2 separate regions of the Homo sapiens genome follow, and region 2 is linked to region 1. Evidence: chromatin loops called from intact Hi-C (ENCODE). Cell type or tissue: psoas muscle. All regions are shown on one strand. Each heading gives the region's core, and the rest is flanking DNA. Links, peaks and the distances in the headings are about the cores only. Region 1 has its middle 54 kb from the start of LINC00222. Region 2 overlaps LINC00222 (long intergenic non-protein coding RNA 222).

Region 1 (8,332 bases), core at 24-8,023:
CCTGATTGCTCTTCCCAGAATCCTGAGGAAAAGGAAAGAACCGTACCAAGAGCCTCCTAACCAGAGTGGGGCTCTCCCTCCCTCACCCCTGGATTCCCTTAAGATGGGAACAGGAAGGGCAGCTCTCACACCCACACTGTCCCAAGGGTGGGCATTGCTGGGACTCCTGGGCCCCTTCCTTGTCTCCTCAGTGCTCCTCCAGCTCTGGGCCAGCCTGCAGCCCTTCCTCCTCCTCCTCTCCTGTCTGTCCCCTTCCATTGCCTGCCTTGCCATCCTTACCTCCCCCGGTCCCCAGCCAACTGAGACCTATCAAGTGACAGGCACTGGGCTGATGGCTTATATTCATCATCTCTTTATTCTGATTTTATTATGAAAAATTTCAAACATATAGGAAAGTTGAAAGAATGACTAGCCATACACCCATCACCTAGATTCAACAACTCTTTTTTTTTTTTTTTGAGACGGAGTCTTGCCCTGTTTGCCCAGGTTGGAGTGCAGTGGTGTGATCTCAGCTCACTGCAACCTCTGCCCCCCGGGCTCAAGTGATTCTCCCACCTCAGCCTCCCAAGTAGCTGGGATTACAGGCACCTGCCACCGCGCCCGGCTAATTTTTGTATTTTTAGTAGAGACTGGGTTTCACCATGTTGGCCAGGCTGATCTTGAACTCCTGACCTCGTGATCCACCCGCCTCGGCCTCCCAAAGTGCTGGGATTACAGGAGTGAGCCACCGCGCCCGGCCAGATTCAACAGCTCTTAACATGATGCCATATTTACTTTATAGATTGATGTATGTATGTATATGTACATATGTTTTTGTTTTGCTGAATCTTTAGAAAGTTCAGCCATTATAACAAGTCCCCTCCCAAGACCTCAGCATGCATCTCTCAAGCCCCATGGGATCCCTGCAAAACAAGTATAGATACCAGTCCCATTTTACACGTCAAAAATTTGAATGTAAGAATTTGAGTGTAAATATTTGAGATTCTAAGAAATGACATTACTCGCCCAGCATCACACAAGTGGTAAGTGATGGAACTGAGATTTGAACCCAGGTTGGTATCCTGCCTTCTCTAAAGTGGTTCTAGAGCTCAGAATTAGGGGTATCCCAGAGTGGCGTTGCTTCTAGCTTGGGATTTTTTTTCTCTTCTTCGAGAAAACTGAAAGCATTTCAGAGAAACAAAATTTCCTTTCAGCAATATCCCCTGAGGCCAAAGCTACCACTTCCCAAGAAGCTGGGTGAATTCCAAGATTACAGGTTAGTGGAGAAAGATGTTCAGGATGTGGGCCCAGAGGAACAGACGGTTAAAGCTGCCAAGCCTATTGCCGCTAGAATGCAGGCAACCCCTTGGGGCTCCCAGCACGTACCTGAATGTCTCCCATCTGGGATCACTATGAAGCACGAGAGTCTAAGGGGCCCTTGGAGAAACACCAAGGAATAAAAGAAGCCTGCTCATGAAGCATAAATCCCAAAATAATGAAGAAAGGCCTCATGGTGGGCCTCAAAATGTGGGCCATTAACCACCTGCATCAAAATAACCTGGAAAGCTTGTTTAAAATGCAGACTCCTGGGTTTACCCCAGATCCAGTGAACCAGATCACTGGGGCATGGGGCCCTGGACTCTTAACACCTTCCCCAGGTAATGGTTGCCAACTCTAGGTAGAGGACTAGTAGCCAAATTCCTATACTAATACACATGACACAACATGACACGACTGTGCACTACACTACACTACACACCACATTACTGTATATACTACGCTGCACATAACACTGTACACTACACCACAGCTCCCTGTGCTACACAGTGTCATGCTGTCCCCTACCACACTATGCGATACGACTGGGCTTCCTCCTCAGTTAAATGCTCTACTTTCTCATTGATCCATTTTTTTTTAATTTTCTAAAAGTAGTTTATTTTTTAATTTTTTTTTTAAAGTGTTTTAATTTACATACAGTGAACTTCACACCTTTTGGTATCCAGTTGCATGAGGTTTAACAAATGCATAGAGTTGTGTAACTGCCACCACAGCCAAGATACAGAACAGTTCCATCCCGTCTTCCAGATTCCTTTGTGCTCCCCGGTTCTGGTCACTCCCTTCCTGCACACTTACCTCTGGTAACCACTGATCTGTTCTCCAACCCTGGAGTTTTGAGGGTTCCAGAATGTAATATAAATGGAATCACACAGTCCATAGCCTTTCGAATCTGACTCCTTTCACTTAGCATAAGGCATTCGAGATTCATCCATGTTAGTGCATGTAGGAGTATTTAATTCCTTTTTATTGTTGATATTCTGTTGTATAAATGTACCATGGTTGTTTATCCATTCCCCAACCAAGGGACATTTGTGTTGTTTCTGGGTTTTGGTGATAAACTCAATGATCCAAATTTAATGAACTGATTCCTTTCTCTGGGAGAGGAGAATCTCGTATATTGGCCATGTGATAAAAGGAGTAGGTGGTGGGTCAAAGAAAATGGCCTACACATGGTTTCTGCCATGGGCCACCTATTTAACAGTCCAGGGTCAGCCATGGAGGACCCATATTTGACCTTATGACAAACTTGCTGGTCTTCCAAAAATCATAAAACAACCAGGTCTTCACAATGCTGCAGCGCCTATCTTTTACAAATAAAACAAAGGGCCCTTGGAACACCAGGCCCCAAAACTCACTGGGAAGCCATCTGAGTGAGCACCTTAGCCTTCCACTGTGGTGTGCCCCACGCCTTCCATTGTGGCGTCCCCCACAGGGGAGTCATCCGGTGGCATCATCCTTCTTCACAGCTCTCTTCAGCTTACAATGTTTTTGCCGGACTGGATCTATTTGATCTTCCAACAAGCCCAAGAAGGAAGAAAGGCAGACATTTTTATTTTTACTTGCACCATTTTGAAATCAGGTTGCCAAAGCTCAAAAGCTCAAGGCAGCTGGTACTTATTCAAAGTCAACAAGCCCCTTTGGCTGGGGAGACCCCCTGACTCTTCCCATTCTCAACCCAGTGTTTTCTGGTTTTAAAGATGTAAAACTTCTGGCCGGGCGCGGTGGCTCATGCCTGTAATCCCAGCGCTTTGGGAGGCCGAGGTGGGTGGATCACCTGAGGTCAGGAGTTTGAGACCAGCCTGGCCAACATGGTGAAACCCCGTCTCTACTAAAAATACAAAAATCAGTCGGGCATGGTGGCAGGCACCTGTCATCCCAGCTACTCTGGAGGCTGAGGCAGGAGAATCACTTGAACCTAGGAGGTGGAGGTTGCAGTGAGCTGAGATCACACCACTGCACTCCAGCCTGGAAGACAGAGTGAGACTCCATCTCAAAAAAAAAAAAGGAAAAGAAAAAGATGTAAAACTTCTGCAGATGGACGATGCAAGGGTAGTGGTCAGCTCTTTAATCTGCACATTTTAGAATCCAGTTTTGCTCAAAGTAAGTAATAAGGTGGGCGAAAAACAGAACAGAGCTGAGTTTAAACCACACATCTGCTTGCCAGCTACACAGCCTCCATGCTCTCATTTATAGGATAGGCGAAGAAATTCCTACCTTCTAGTGTTGTTGCAAACATGAGAGGCTGCAGAAGAGTTCATAATGCAAGTGGGTAAAGCATAAGAGGCACTCTATAAATGGCAGCAATTATTATTAATTTGGTTTATTAAGAGAAACCATAGAATGTACACACCATTAACCATCTGTGGTAGGTGCTCTCTGCCTCTCAGTACTGCTCAGGATTTCTGAGGCCTAATTTTCTCCTGGCAGCACTAAGGGAAACCAAGGAGTTAACAAGGAGGCCTGGAGGCTGGCATGGCTGGGACTGTTAGTTCCTAATGAGGGGCCGGCCCGAGGAGGAGGCCTAGCAGCTGTGAGGAGGGGCGCTGAGGGTGTCTCCCATGGAGGAGACTTGGGCTGGAAACTTTGTTTTTCTTATTTCTGAACTCGGTTTTACACTCCTGAGGGGAGTTCCTAGTGTCTGGACTTGGTCTTTGAGCCCTGGCGCTGGTGGTTCCCTGAGGAAATGCCTCGCGGCTTCTTATGGGGCAATGTTGTTATTGATGTTGGGCCAAGGTGGTTAGAAAATGGGATCCTCCAAATGGGGGCCTTGTGGTTTGGCCACACGGAGATATCTCCACAAGCACAGCCGGGGTGGGGACAGCTGCCCACAGGGTAGGGCTTGAGGGTAACGTGGTGCTTCTCCTCGGCCGCCCCATCCTCTCCTGTCCTTGGCATTATTCTTACATGTCGCCTGTATTCTGGCTTCAGACTCTGCTGAGAGAAACGCGCTGTGTTAGGGCCAGCTGGGCCCTGAGCAGACTCCTGAGAGCCAAAAAGCAGGGAGACCAGGGTGCCAGGGGCACTCTGGAGAGTGAGAGGTGCTCAGAGTGACAGCACCCATGGGGGGTAGAGATGCCAGGCTGAGAAGAGGGAGAGGGAGAGGTAGCTCTACCTGGAGCAGGCCCCAGTAACCTCCACCCCCTCTAGAGGCAGAGGCTTCCGTGACCCCCAGGGTCAGCCCTGTCCCCCTCAGCCCTCGGTGGTCTCCCCTCCAGCACCCCAGGTGGTTGGCTATTTCCACATTGTGCCTACCAGACAGCTGTGGCAGGTGCTTTAAATATGTCTGTGGAGTGGTTGAAGAAATCTGAAGAAAAGAGGGAAGTCTGATGGTATCTCCAAGGTGACTTGGAGGGGCTCTGGGAAAGGATCTGCCCACTCTCCAGCTTCGCCATGATGGGTAGGCTCTCACAGGAGTGTGGCGGGTAACCGCCCTCACTCCTGGCCTTTGAGTTTCATTTCCGGTGAGTTTCTCCTTCCTTTTTATTCCAACTCTTCCTGGAAGCAGTGAGTGCTGGTTTAGTTTTAGGTACACATAACATTTGTCTTCATAGCCCCCACAGATGCAAGAGGCCTCATCCCTGTTCTGTGTCCCCTCTGGGTAGGCTCATGTGTGCAGAAGGCAGCCTGGGAAAGCCCGTTCACGGAGCTCACTTTGCTTGTTCTTTATCGTGGCTTCATGCCTCCCATTTGATGCTGCAGGTAAGAGGGCTCATGACCATATAAAGCAAATTGGGTGCCGGCTGTTACAAAGGGGAGGCTGCAAAGAAACAAAAGCATTTCAGCCAAGTAAATGCCCAGAATGTGCTGGGGAGTGGGGAAGGGAGGGGATAACATAAAGCCCCTGTCCCAAGGATGCAGCTTATGCCCCCTGGTCTAATGTGGGAGGGGGACGGTAATGATAATATAGTGTGAGAAGAGCTAGGACACGGTGAGTGACTGACAAGTGACCCAACGGGCAAAGCCAATGGCCCCCTCCACGTTCCACCCCCTGGGCATGAGCACCCTCTCCCATCTTGCCCCTTGATTTGTTGTGTCCTTGCCTGTTGCCTTGGGCAGGCTGACTTCTCTCCTTCCACACAGGGAGGTGGGCAGGAGGATGCCAGGAGCCCGTGTGACATCCAGCTGGGCCAGTGAGCCATTCGGTGGGTTCGCAGCAGTTTTGATGATCACCTGTCCATTTGTCAATGCTTTTCCTCACCCTCATTGCCTCAGAGGCTGTTAGTGTATGGAACTGTGATGCATATTCTATTATCTTCCCAGGGAATTACCTCAACGTTGGCCAGAGCTTAGCATTCTTAGCCACACGGGGCTCTGGAGGTATTTTTGGCGCAACTCGGAACTCCTGAGTGTCCATGCACTCTAGACTCGGGCTAGGATGCGAAGTAGGGATAAAGCAGATGTGGCGGGTGTGGCATGTCCCATGGACCCAGGCTTGGCCTTGCGTCCCCTTCTCCCTGAAGCCCGTTCCTCCCACTTGCTTCCTGGCTCCTTGGCCTCCCGCTGTCGTCACCCTCTGAATCCTTTCTTCTCCTCCCCACCGAGCAGGCAGAGGGAGGCAACTCTCATCACAGCTCAGGCCAGAGAGAGGAGTCCTAGGCCCTTGCTATTTTCAGAGCTAAAATTAAAGCCCATGGTTTGCTTCCTCAGCACTTAATTAGACTCCAGCGCCTCACAGGGCAGCCTCCTTCCCGCCCACCAGTGAAGGCCTGACCGGTGGGTTTGGAAGCTGACGCCATGTTCCTGGCAGGAGGGCTGGGGCCTGGGGTATTTTTACATATGAGAGGCTGTGGAGAGCAAAATGCTTGGCACTGAGCCAGTTAGACTAAATCAGTTGGGAGAGGGAGGGAGCAGGAAAGCTGTTATATCGTCCTTCCTTCTTTGAACTGCACTATAAATCTGCTAGACAGGAAATGGGATTGGGAGGGTAGAGGAGGGGGCTGTACAGTGAGGCTGGACTGGGGCCTGGGATACCACCACCCTCGCAGCCTGGCTCAGGTGAGGCCCTGCCCTGAAGGTGGGGTGAAGGGGGCCTCACTTGGGGCTGGGGGTGAGGCACACTGGTGGGTGTTCAGAGTTGTCTGGGTCAGCTAGGGTATGGGCTGACTGTATCTGCCCTCGTGTTATTTCTGGGCCCCTTCAGATCCTCCAACTAAAACCACCATCGGTGGAACAGCTTTTAGGACTGGAAGAGACTTCAGAGACCCTGTAATTAGGGTTTTGAGGACAAGAGAGGGAAAATAAATTACCCAAAGCCACATACCTTATGAGAACTGGAAGTGGGGATGGGACTTTTGACCTAGGACACGATGGCTGTGCACTGGCTCTCTCCCCTTCTTATTGCTGTCTCTTGGCTTTCTTGGGGGCACAAACTTTTCATTCCAGAGTAAAGGTAAGATATAAAATGCAGATGTATGTAAGTAAAATGACATACAGTCAATTCACACTAAGAGCTAAATAATTGATATTTAGCACTGTTACTGAGTAGAGATTTTGATGAGCAGAAGGCCCCTGTGCTCCGTGGAGGTGTCCTTCTGACCGTAAGGGTGGTGAGGCATCATTGACTTCATAATCAACCTAAGGCCATCTGGCCTCAGGGTTTCTGGAGGGGGCAGGTGGGGGAAGTTGAGACCTGGGATGTACCTGAAACAGAACCTGCTCCCTCCCAGGGAAGAGTGAAAACAGGACACCTGACTAATGACATCTCATATTTATCAATTTACAGCATTTCTCCAGAAAGGTCTAGATACCAGCCTTAGGGGAACCTCATTATTGTTGGATTAAACTTATGCCTACCCATGCATCTATAAGCCAAGGAACCTCTCCTGTTTTTTATCTCTCCTTTTCCCTCCTATAACACTCCTGAGGCTGCCTCTCAAATGTAGGAACCAATAGGTGAGAACCATGTAAGATCTTCGTATATACTCCTGAACCCTGAATTAAGTTAAGGAATAGCCATAGCCTGTATTTATTTTGCTTTTTTTTTTTTTTCAAGCACTATACTAGCATTATCTTATGTCATCTTGAAAACTATTATTATCATCATCCCCATTTCACAATGAGGAGAATGAAGCTCAGAAACGTTAAATGATTTGCCTAAGATCACCCAGGTGTCAGGGCCAAGATTTGAACCAAGGTAGGCTTATTCTAGAGACTATGCTTCACATACCTCATACTGCTTCCACTGGCAGAAATGAAGTTTTGGGAAGTATAGAGGGAAATAATAGAATTTTGTCCAGTAGCAAGAATGAGGAACACACTGTTTATTGCCTGGGCTAGAGGAGTCAGAGTGTGAGGAGTGTCAGGCCTTGGAGAGTGTTTGGCTGAGAGCTGAAGTTGGCGTGGGATTTCCATGTTCCATGGCTGGTGTTTGGCATATATTTCTGCTTTTCTGGGCAAATAGCCTAAATCTCCTCTTTACTTCTCTTGGATAGGGTCTTAGGCCAAAAATGCCATACTGCCCCCATTCCGTTCTTGCCTCAAATCTGTCACTTAGCTCATTTCAGTGGCTTAAACCTGCAATTTTTTGATGTCTACTGAATGCAAATAAAGCTGATTCTTGACACCGAGGAACAGTTGACACAAGCTCTTTGTTGTTGTTGTTGTTGATTTCAAATCCTCCTCCTCTTCACTCTCCTGTTACTTCTCTGTTATTTACTTTAGACATTTCATCACCACCACTAGGAAGCACACAGTGGAAGGAAACCATGTTTATTGTGAGCCTTATGCTGGTAACTAATTTTGCTAATAGTGCCACTGGAAAAAGACTAGTGGGGAAGTAGTTTGAGGCTTGGAGATTACCTTTTTGCCTCTGCATTCCCTGTAATCTGAGATCCCGGATAATGTCTAATGAGCTATAGAGAAGGGAAACAGAGAGGTGAATGGTTTGACAACTGCAACTGCTTTCCCATGAGGCATTTTCTGATTTTGAAGCACTAGCAGTTGCTGAGCAGCTGAGCAGAACTCGTGGCAGCCTTACAGGCCTGATGGGACAAAAGTTGGGATTCAAGAATTGTCA
Region 2 (8,332 bases), core at 207-8,206, 63 kb after region 1:
GATGGTCTCTATCTCCTGACCTCATGACCCGCCCGCCTCAGCCTCCCAAAGTGCTGGGATTACAGGTGTGAGCCACGTGCCTGGCGGAGCTGATTCTAAAATAGCATTTACTATGTGCAGGACACCATTCTAATGTATACCTAAAATCTTCCCATGTTATGCACGAAGAACGTAAGGCAAAGAAAGGTTGAATAACTTGCCCAAAGTCTCAGATAGTAAGTGGCAGAGTTGGGATTTGATCCCAGGCAGTCCGGCTCTATTCTTGACCACTCCAATATACCAATACACTAACGTAGCCCATTCTTTGACTTGTTTACATCAGGTCCAGATGAGAGATCTCTAATAAAACTCCTTGGTCAGAGGAATATTGGCTTAATATCTTACCCCTGGAGGAGCATTTCCCAAAATATGATAGCAACAGGTGTTGAACAAACTAACCAAAACAAAAATAAATGCTATGACCAAATAAATTTGCAGTTACATTAAACCAAGTTAAACAGGTTTTATATTACGGAACTTCTCAGAGCCTTTAATATGCTAATAGACATTATAAATTCTCTAAAGAGTCTAAAACATTTCCCCAACTTCTGGGACCATAGAAGCCTTTTTGATGCAATGATGTCATGACATATCATGTGCCCTGTGGAAAACTCAATTGAGTAAAAAAGGCAAATTGTGTATTATTACAAAAAGAGTTTTGACCTCAAGAATGTCCTAAGATGGATTCGAGAGCCAGGCATAGTGGCGCACACTTGTAATCCCAACACTTTGGGAGGCTGAGGCAGAAGGATCCCTTGAGCCCAGGAGTTCAAGACCAGCCTGGCCAACATAGGAAGACCCCCCCCCGCCCCCCGCCATCTCTATATTTTTTAAAAGGCTTTTTAAAAAAATGAAAAAACAAATAAGATTAATTCAAGCACCCCCAGGGTTCCCTGGTCCACACTTTAACAACAGCTGTCTAGAAAATACTATTTAAAATATAAGACTTGAAGCTCATCTTCAAGGAAGGCTAAATACCATATCATACTGCCCCATGCATAGGATGAAGGAGAAAAGCGAATGAAAGAATGTGGATGTGTGTTTTTAAAACAGTCCCCTTTCATTTCACACTCTATGTCCATATAAATAAAAAATAAAAATAATAAAAATCAGTCCCCTGTCCTACTAGTTCTTTCTTTTTTCCTTTTTTATTCTCTTTCCTCCTTTTTTTTTTTCATTTAAAAAATCTCTTGTTGCTCCATAAAGATTTAAGGTAGTTTAATCTTCCAGTGAGTCAATGTTCCTGTTGACAGAGACATATTTAAGTAAAGGGTCATTATTTTAGGGGGACTCCTAACCCTTCACTCTATCCTAAAAATTCCCTATTATCATCCTACAGGTCAACCTAAATTTTCTGTCCTTAGCATTTTGTTTATTGGGGTAAGGCCATGTCTTTCTAGAAAGAGGCCTTGGGTTAAGATATAGTTTCATTATACGGCTAGGTGTGAACACACATGGCTACTGCCACATGGGAATGTGTCTCTCAGATTAGGGCACTCATCCAGGAAGAGACCCCTAAGGACAGGGACCCAGGATGGGAAAGTACTGCAGTGGGCACTTGCATGCAGCCCTAGAAAGTGAGGTGCCCTGCTAAGAAGTCACTCTTTCCTTTTTAGGGAAATGTCCAAAGATACGTCTTATTTCTTTAACAGGTTTGCTTCTTTTTTTTTCTTTTGAGACAGAGTCTTGCTCTGTCACCCAGGCTGGAGTGCAGTGGCGCGATTTCTGATCACTGCAACCTCCACCTCCTAGGTTCAAGCGATTCTCCTGCCTTAGCCTCCCAAGTAGCTGGGACTATAGGCGTGCGCCACCACGCCTGGCTAATTTTTTTGTATTAAAGTAGAAATGGGGTTTCACCATGTTGGGCAGTCTGGTCTTAAACTCCTGACCTCAAGCAATCCACCAGCCTTTGCCTCCCAAAGTGCTGGGATTAAGGCATGAGGCACTACACCTGACCTCTTTAACAGTTTTATCTACGGCCTGCCCTTATCTGAGGTCATTTTGTGTTTATATTAGACTGCAGGTCTTTGAACCTGATTTCAAACCTCATGTCAAAGCTAATGCAGCATCTGCAGTACTGCACCCAAATATGACAACCCAGACCAGGTGGGGAAAATGAAGTCTAGTTCAGGCTGGTGGCCCAAGGTCCCCCTTGTTACACTGGCCAGCAACAAGGTAACACTGGCCTTGGCTCGCAAGGCACATAAACCACACAAGATGCTGCAGTCAACACCGCTGAGGTGAGAGAGAGAATTACAGACTGGAGGGGATGCTAAGGGTTCTCTTCCCTGAGAAGCCCACCGTCTCCCATGCTTCTTTGTTCTGTCTTCACAGGGTTGGGGGATCCAGCTATCTGTAATTGTGAAGTGAAGAGGATGTGACTGCCAGGTAATGCTAACCCCGAATCCTTGGTGCCTGTGTTATGCACCATATGCTGAATTTCGGTTCCAGCTGTGTGCTAGGTGAGTCTTTGGGTGTTTGGCTGAATGATCTTTTAAGGCTGGTGTGCCCCTTTTCAAGGGTAACCCATCCAGCTAAGTGTTTTCTAAACAACAAAACAGTCTGGGCACAGTGGCTCACATCTGCAATCCCAGCATTTTGGGAAGCCAAGGCAGGTGGATCACCTGAGGTCAGGAGTTTGAGACCAGCCTGGCCAACATGGTAAAACCCCATCTCTACTAAAAATACGAAAATTAGCCGGGTGTGGTGGCAGGTGCCTGTAGTCTCAGCTACTCAGGAGGCTGAGGCAGGAGAATTACTTAAACTTAGGAGGTGGAGGTTGCAGTGAGCCAAGATCACGCCACTGCACTCCAGCCTGGGCGACAGAAAAAGACTCTGTCTCAAAAACAAAAACAAAAAACAAAACAAGCTTATTAGTCGTTTTTGTACATGTGTTAGTAACGCATACTAATTATAGAAAATTTAGAAAATACAGATAAGAAAATGGAAAAGTCGTCATAATCCTATCACCCAGAGATAACCACAGGTGACTTTGGATGTAAGTCGCTCCTGCCCGTGCTTCCCACCTCTAACTCTCATTACATATGCTGCTGATGGGATTCACGTGTGATCCAAGCATTGCACTGCCCTACCTCTCAGACACTGATCGGCAGCCATGACTGACTTAGGGGAAGGGGCCAGTTTTTCTGTTGGGCTTCTTGGGCCTGGAGGGTAAAGGGAGAGGCTAAAAGGGAGCCTGGCCCTCTCTCTGTCTCAAGGCTGGGTCTGATCTGGCAAAGAGGAACTGGCTCCACAGCTCTGGGCAGAATCCACTGCTGCTCCCACACAGAGAAGACCAGGGGAACCGCAGTCCCACTCTGGTAAGTGAAGGGAGGGAAGCTGTTTATCTTCAATAGTGCACTGGGGCTGCTATTTTCTCTCCTGGCACCCCCATCCCGGGGCAAGGTCCTCGGCAGGAGTGGACAGAGATAATCTCCTCTTGGCCATGCGTCCACGTCCTTAGCTCTTCACACCCCCTCCAGCACTGGCCACTGAGGCTGCTTTGCTATTCCTTTTAGATTTCCCAATTCCAAGTCTATACTTAGTCTTTTCTGCACTAGAACACGCACGGCAGTTAAATATGAAATCTAAGATGTCATCAACCAGCAGCCTAGGATTCCACATAAAATGCATGCAGAAATGTACTGAGGCCTGGCTGGCTGTGATGAGTCACCTTAGGGCCCCCAGCCACTTGCCACCACTCTTAATTCTTCACATTAAGCAGGGAGAGCAGCTGGGGAAGCTGGGCTCTTTGGAGGCAAACACTGGCCAACTAGGGGATGCTCCTCTGCTGTTTCCACTTCTCCCTAGGCAGCCCCTGCTGGCTTTCTGTTTATTTTGCAATTAGCACTTGAAGGAGACTCTGGGGATATTTTTGCTTGTGGGCTGAGAGCTGATATTTCAGAAATTCTTCCCCTCCTTAGAGCACTAGGTTCTGGAAGGAGGGTTTGGAAACAACAGCTCTCAGCGTTCTTTCCAATAATACTCTTGATAATGATCCTTGGCAATTTCATTATCCACAGACACAATCCTTCCAATACTCAGCCTCCTGGTTCCTCTCCTTGCTCTTCTCCACCAATCTTGTCCTTTATGGCATTGCGGCCACTCACCCCTATGGCCGTTCCCTTGACTGTGTCATTACTCCCAGTTGTGCTATCTGTACTATCTTGACTTCAAACATCCCACTCTCCTAACACAGTTCCCATCCCACTCAGTCTTCCCTCTCCAGTGATTCTTCAGCTTTACTGGGACCCACAACTGACTGATCTGCCATCTTTTCACTGTTCCTCGCTGCTACCTGCAAGTCCTCCCTGCCCTCTGTACCCACTTAGATGCTGCGATCTGGGGCCTTCATCCCTCCCATCAATACACAGTCAACTCCCTTGACCCCCTCTCCTTTGTTGTACCTGCCTGGTAAGACCACAGTCCTGGCTGAATCCTACTGTCTGCCCACTGTGTGTACCTGCCCAGCTGACTGGTCTCACTCTAAGTTCAGCCTCACTAGCTGCAGGTGGGTCCTGGTGTTTGGCTGGCCCTTCTATTTCATTTCCCTGCACCACTTATTCTCATACTCTCCAAGACAGTGATTTCATATTTTCTCCCCGCTCAAATTCACAACATGTCCTCCCCTATCCTCACCCTCACCTGATGACCTTGCTTCCAAATTCACTGAGATAGTAAAATAAGTGGCTGCCAAGTTCCCATCTTCCCACCCTCGCCTGTACTCCCACCTCCATCTGTGCCTACCCGCTCTGCCTTCCCGCCTTGGACAAGGAATGAATTTCCCAAGCGCCTGTCAGCAATACTCAGTGTGGGCCTGAATCTTGACTGCATCAGTATCACCTGGGGGATGGTCAGAAAATGCAGCTTGTCCACCCCCAGTCCAGACCTGCTGAATCAAAATGTCTGGGGCGGGGCCAGGTGCAGTGGCTCATGCCTGTAATCCCAGCACTTTGGGAGGCCAAGGCAGGTGAATCATTTGAGGCCAGGAGTTAGAGATGAACATGTGAAACCCCATCTCTACTACAAATGCAAAGATTAGCCAGGCGTGGTGGTATGCACCTGTAATCCCATCTGCTTGAGAGGCTGAGGCATGAGAATCGCTTGAATCTGTGAGGCAGAAGTTGCAGTGAGCCAAGATTGTGCCACTGCATTCCAGCCTGGGCAACAGAGCAAGACTCTGTCAAAAAAAAAAAAAAAAAAAGAATGTCTGAGTTGGGGCCCCAGAACTTGTTTCAATGGGCTCTCCAAGGCATTCTTATGCATGACACTGAGCTAGGTCCCTTTCTCTGTCACCTACTCAAGGACATCCCTCCAGCAGTTGTCTCTTCTCTACAGGATCATTTCCAATATCATACAAACAAACCAGAAACAAAACACCTCTCTAGATCCCAAACCTGCCTTAGCTACCACCCTATTTCTCTACTTCCCTTTTTTCTCTTGAACTCCCTTCAATCAGTCTTTGGTTTCCACCCTCCTCTAAAAGTGCTCTTGCCAAGGTCATTGTGAGAGAAACTGGCTAGATGGTCACCAAACCACTTCCTCTTCCAGGGCACACAACCAAATGATGTTTCCCAGTTACTTTGCCTCTAAATGAGGCTGTGTGACTAGTTCTTGTCATGGGAACTCCAGTGGGTCAACGTGCCAGCTTCAGGCTGAAGCACCAGAGCTCAGGTGTGCTTCTATATGGACCACTCCTTCCCTTTCCAAGGGAACCATGGCAGGTGTGCACTGAAGATGGAAAGAACCTGGTACCCAAATCACAAAGAAGGCCACCTGCCAAATACTTGACTGGACTGTGAGATGAGTGAGATAGAAGCTTTTTATTGTACTAAGTTATTGATTCAGGGGTTATTCATTGGAGAAATAAGATTGCCCTAATAAAGTCACGAGGGACCTCCAAATTTCTAAATCCAATAGTCAATTCTTAGTTATTGTCACTTGTGACCAAATAGCAGCATTTGGCAAAGTTGATCAATGGTTACTTTTTGAGAAATTTTCTTTATATATTCTCTAGGTTGTTTTTTTAAGAAAAAATTATTTAACTCACTTTAGTATCCTTTGCTAAGTCCTCTTTGTGTAAGATTGCCCCAGGACTTAGTCCTTGGATCTCTTCTCTCTCAGTACTCACTCCTTTGTTAATATCAATCTCATTCTTGGCTTTGAATATCTTCTCTACAGTGATGATTTCCAAGCTTACATCTCTAGCCTGAACCTAAGACTTGCTTGATCCACAGGCTACTAGACATCTCCCCTTGGTGTCTAATAGCTACCTCAAACTTAACGTATCCCAAACCATACCCAAAACCATATCCTGATGCCTTTCACCCTACTTCACCCATAACCTTCCTCTTCCCAGTAAATGTTAACTCTCTCCTTCCAATTGCTTCAGCAAAAGAAACTGTGGACTAATCCTTGAGTCTCGCTCATTTCTCATATCCTGTTATTAGATTCTGCAGGTCTTACCCTAACAACATCCAGACTCTCAGCTCATTCTTACGCTGCTGTCGTGGTCTGAGCCACCGCCACCGTCTCCTCCTTGGGTTGTTCTGCTCTCCTCCTCACGGTCTCGCTGTTCACATTCTTTTCTGCCTTCTTTATAGTCTTAATTGAGCACCCTGCATGAGCTTCATACACAAAAATCAAATTGTCTCACTTTTCTGTTTCAACCCTCCCCCTCCGCCAGTATTTTCTCAGATCACTTGGAATTAAAAGTGCTGAAGGTGGCTCACAGGCTCCCTGTTGCCCCTCTGCCTTCATCTCTCTGGACTCTCCTTGGCTCAATCCATTCCTGTAACACCCTCTTCTTTGCTGTTTGAATCCCGCTCTTGCCTGGAATATGCTGGCCCAGAAAATCATCACTTGCTCCCTCACTGCCTTCAAAGCTTTGGTCAAATTTACCTTAACAGAGGGGCCTTCCCTGATGTCAGCTCGTGCTCTACACTCCCTGTGCCTCTTAGCACTTATCACTACCTAGACAGTTACTTTATTGTTTGTCTACTGGCACCAGAATGTAAGGTAGGCAGGGACTTTGTCTTGTTTATTCTGTGTCTCCAGAACACAGAACAGTGTTGGGTACACAGTAGGTGCTCAATAAACATTTGTAGAATGAATGAAAGAACAAACAGCTGAAAGGGCCAGCTACAGCCTCCTTGGCTTAGGTGAAGAAGCAAGTTTTTCCCGTTGCATTTTGCACGTGTGCTTCATTCTAGTGGATCCAGAGTCCGTCCTTCCTCTCCTTGTGAATTTTGTCTCAAGGATCTTGTTTGCCTCTTGTGTGACCTCTTTTGGACTGTCCTGGGCGATTCACCCATCTTCTCAAAGAATTGGCCTCGCAGATACCTGGTGACATCGTACGTGACTCTCTACCACAGGTTCTTGTTCATGAGGCTCCAGAACTCCGTTTTACACCATGGGGAGGGCTGATCCTCCACCTGCTGAGGTCTGACCAGGGTCACCAAGGGCAGCACCGGGTTCTCCTTTTGCAAAAGTGCAGAAAAGCAATCATGAAACCATCAGAGGAGAGGATGGAGGTGTGGAGGCCTGCCCAGTCATAGGATTCTGGAGGAGGGATGAGTGCGCTGGGCAGGCTGCTGAGGAGGTGCTGCTTCCTGGTGCCCCCTCCTTTCCAGCACTGTCTCTGGGAAAGGTTGTTGGAACCAGAAAACACACAGCCTTGGTTGATGAAAAGCCTGTTTATTCCTAGTACACTGGACACTTTGTTCAGGAATAGTTCATCCATTTGAAAATATTGCCCTTGTAATGGTGCCAAGGTCATTGCCTGCTGGGGTTATCAGCACTGTGTGTGCCAGCTCTGACTGGGTGTTTTAATAGGTGGATCATTTCCCTGCCAGAGGGACTAAAGAACGTTGAATGGTTAATTTGTATTCAGTGCTATCCCTGCATACAGTCTTCATATTAAGTTTTTGTTGGGACTTTAAGAAAAAAAAAGAGAAATGAATAAATAGGTTAGGATGCAATGAACTGCTTTAAAAAGGAATTTTAAGTGGTACTGACTCATTTTAGAGTTCTCCATACCCATCTGATAATAATAGTATACCTACCTTTGCAAAGTACTGGGGAGTTTGCCAACAACAACAACAACAACAACAAACCCTTGTATTCATTGTCTCCTTTGATGCTCAAATCAATCCTGTAAGGTAGGGTGGTGTGGTCCCCTATTTTAGGTGAGAAAACTGAGGCTCAGGGAAATTAAATGGCTTTTGTCAAACAAGGTCAAAGAATTAACACAGTGGAACCAGCATTGTGACCCACGTCTCTTCATGCCCAGGTT

The links. Peaks named below come from ENCODE experiments on the same cell type or tissue, not always from the same donor. Only the 100,000 strongest peaks of a DNase experiment are listed, where the experiment ranks them.
Region 2: a loop joins it to region 1, with 1.9 times the contacts of the local background. A loop is called at or near these places in 2 of 110 quality-filtered maps.

The regions. Positions count from the first base shown.
Region 1 is chr6:108,693,781-108,702,112 of GRCh38, forward strand. No RefSeq gene overlaps it. Among named protein-coding and RNA genes, the nearest start is that of LINC00222, 54 kb to the right of the region's middle. RefSeq lists enhancers at 4,795-5,994, 5,222-6,028. In psoas muscle, for the core only: no CTCF peak of the experiment used is centred there; DNase peaks (open chromatin) are centred at 3,971 and 5,811; H3K27ac peaks cover 928 bases.
Region 2 is chr6:108,757,045-108,765,376 of GRCh38, forward strand. LINC00222 (long intergenic non-protein coding RNA 222) reads left to right here. Exons shown (of 5, transcript NR_033376.1): 2 at 2,374-2,501; 3 at 3,258-3,359. Among named protein-coding and RNA genes, the nearest start is that of LINC00222, 9.6 kb to the left of the region's middle. In psoas muscle, for the core only: no CTCF peak of the experiment used is centred there; a DNase peak (open chromatin) is centred at 3,487; H3K27ac peaks cover 1,276 bases.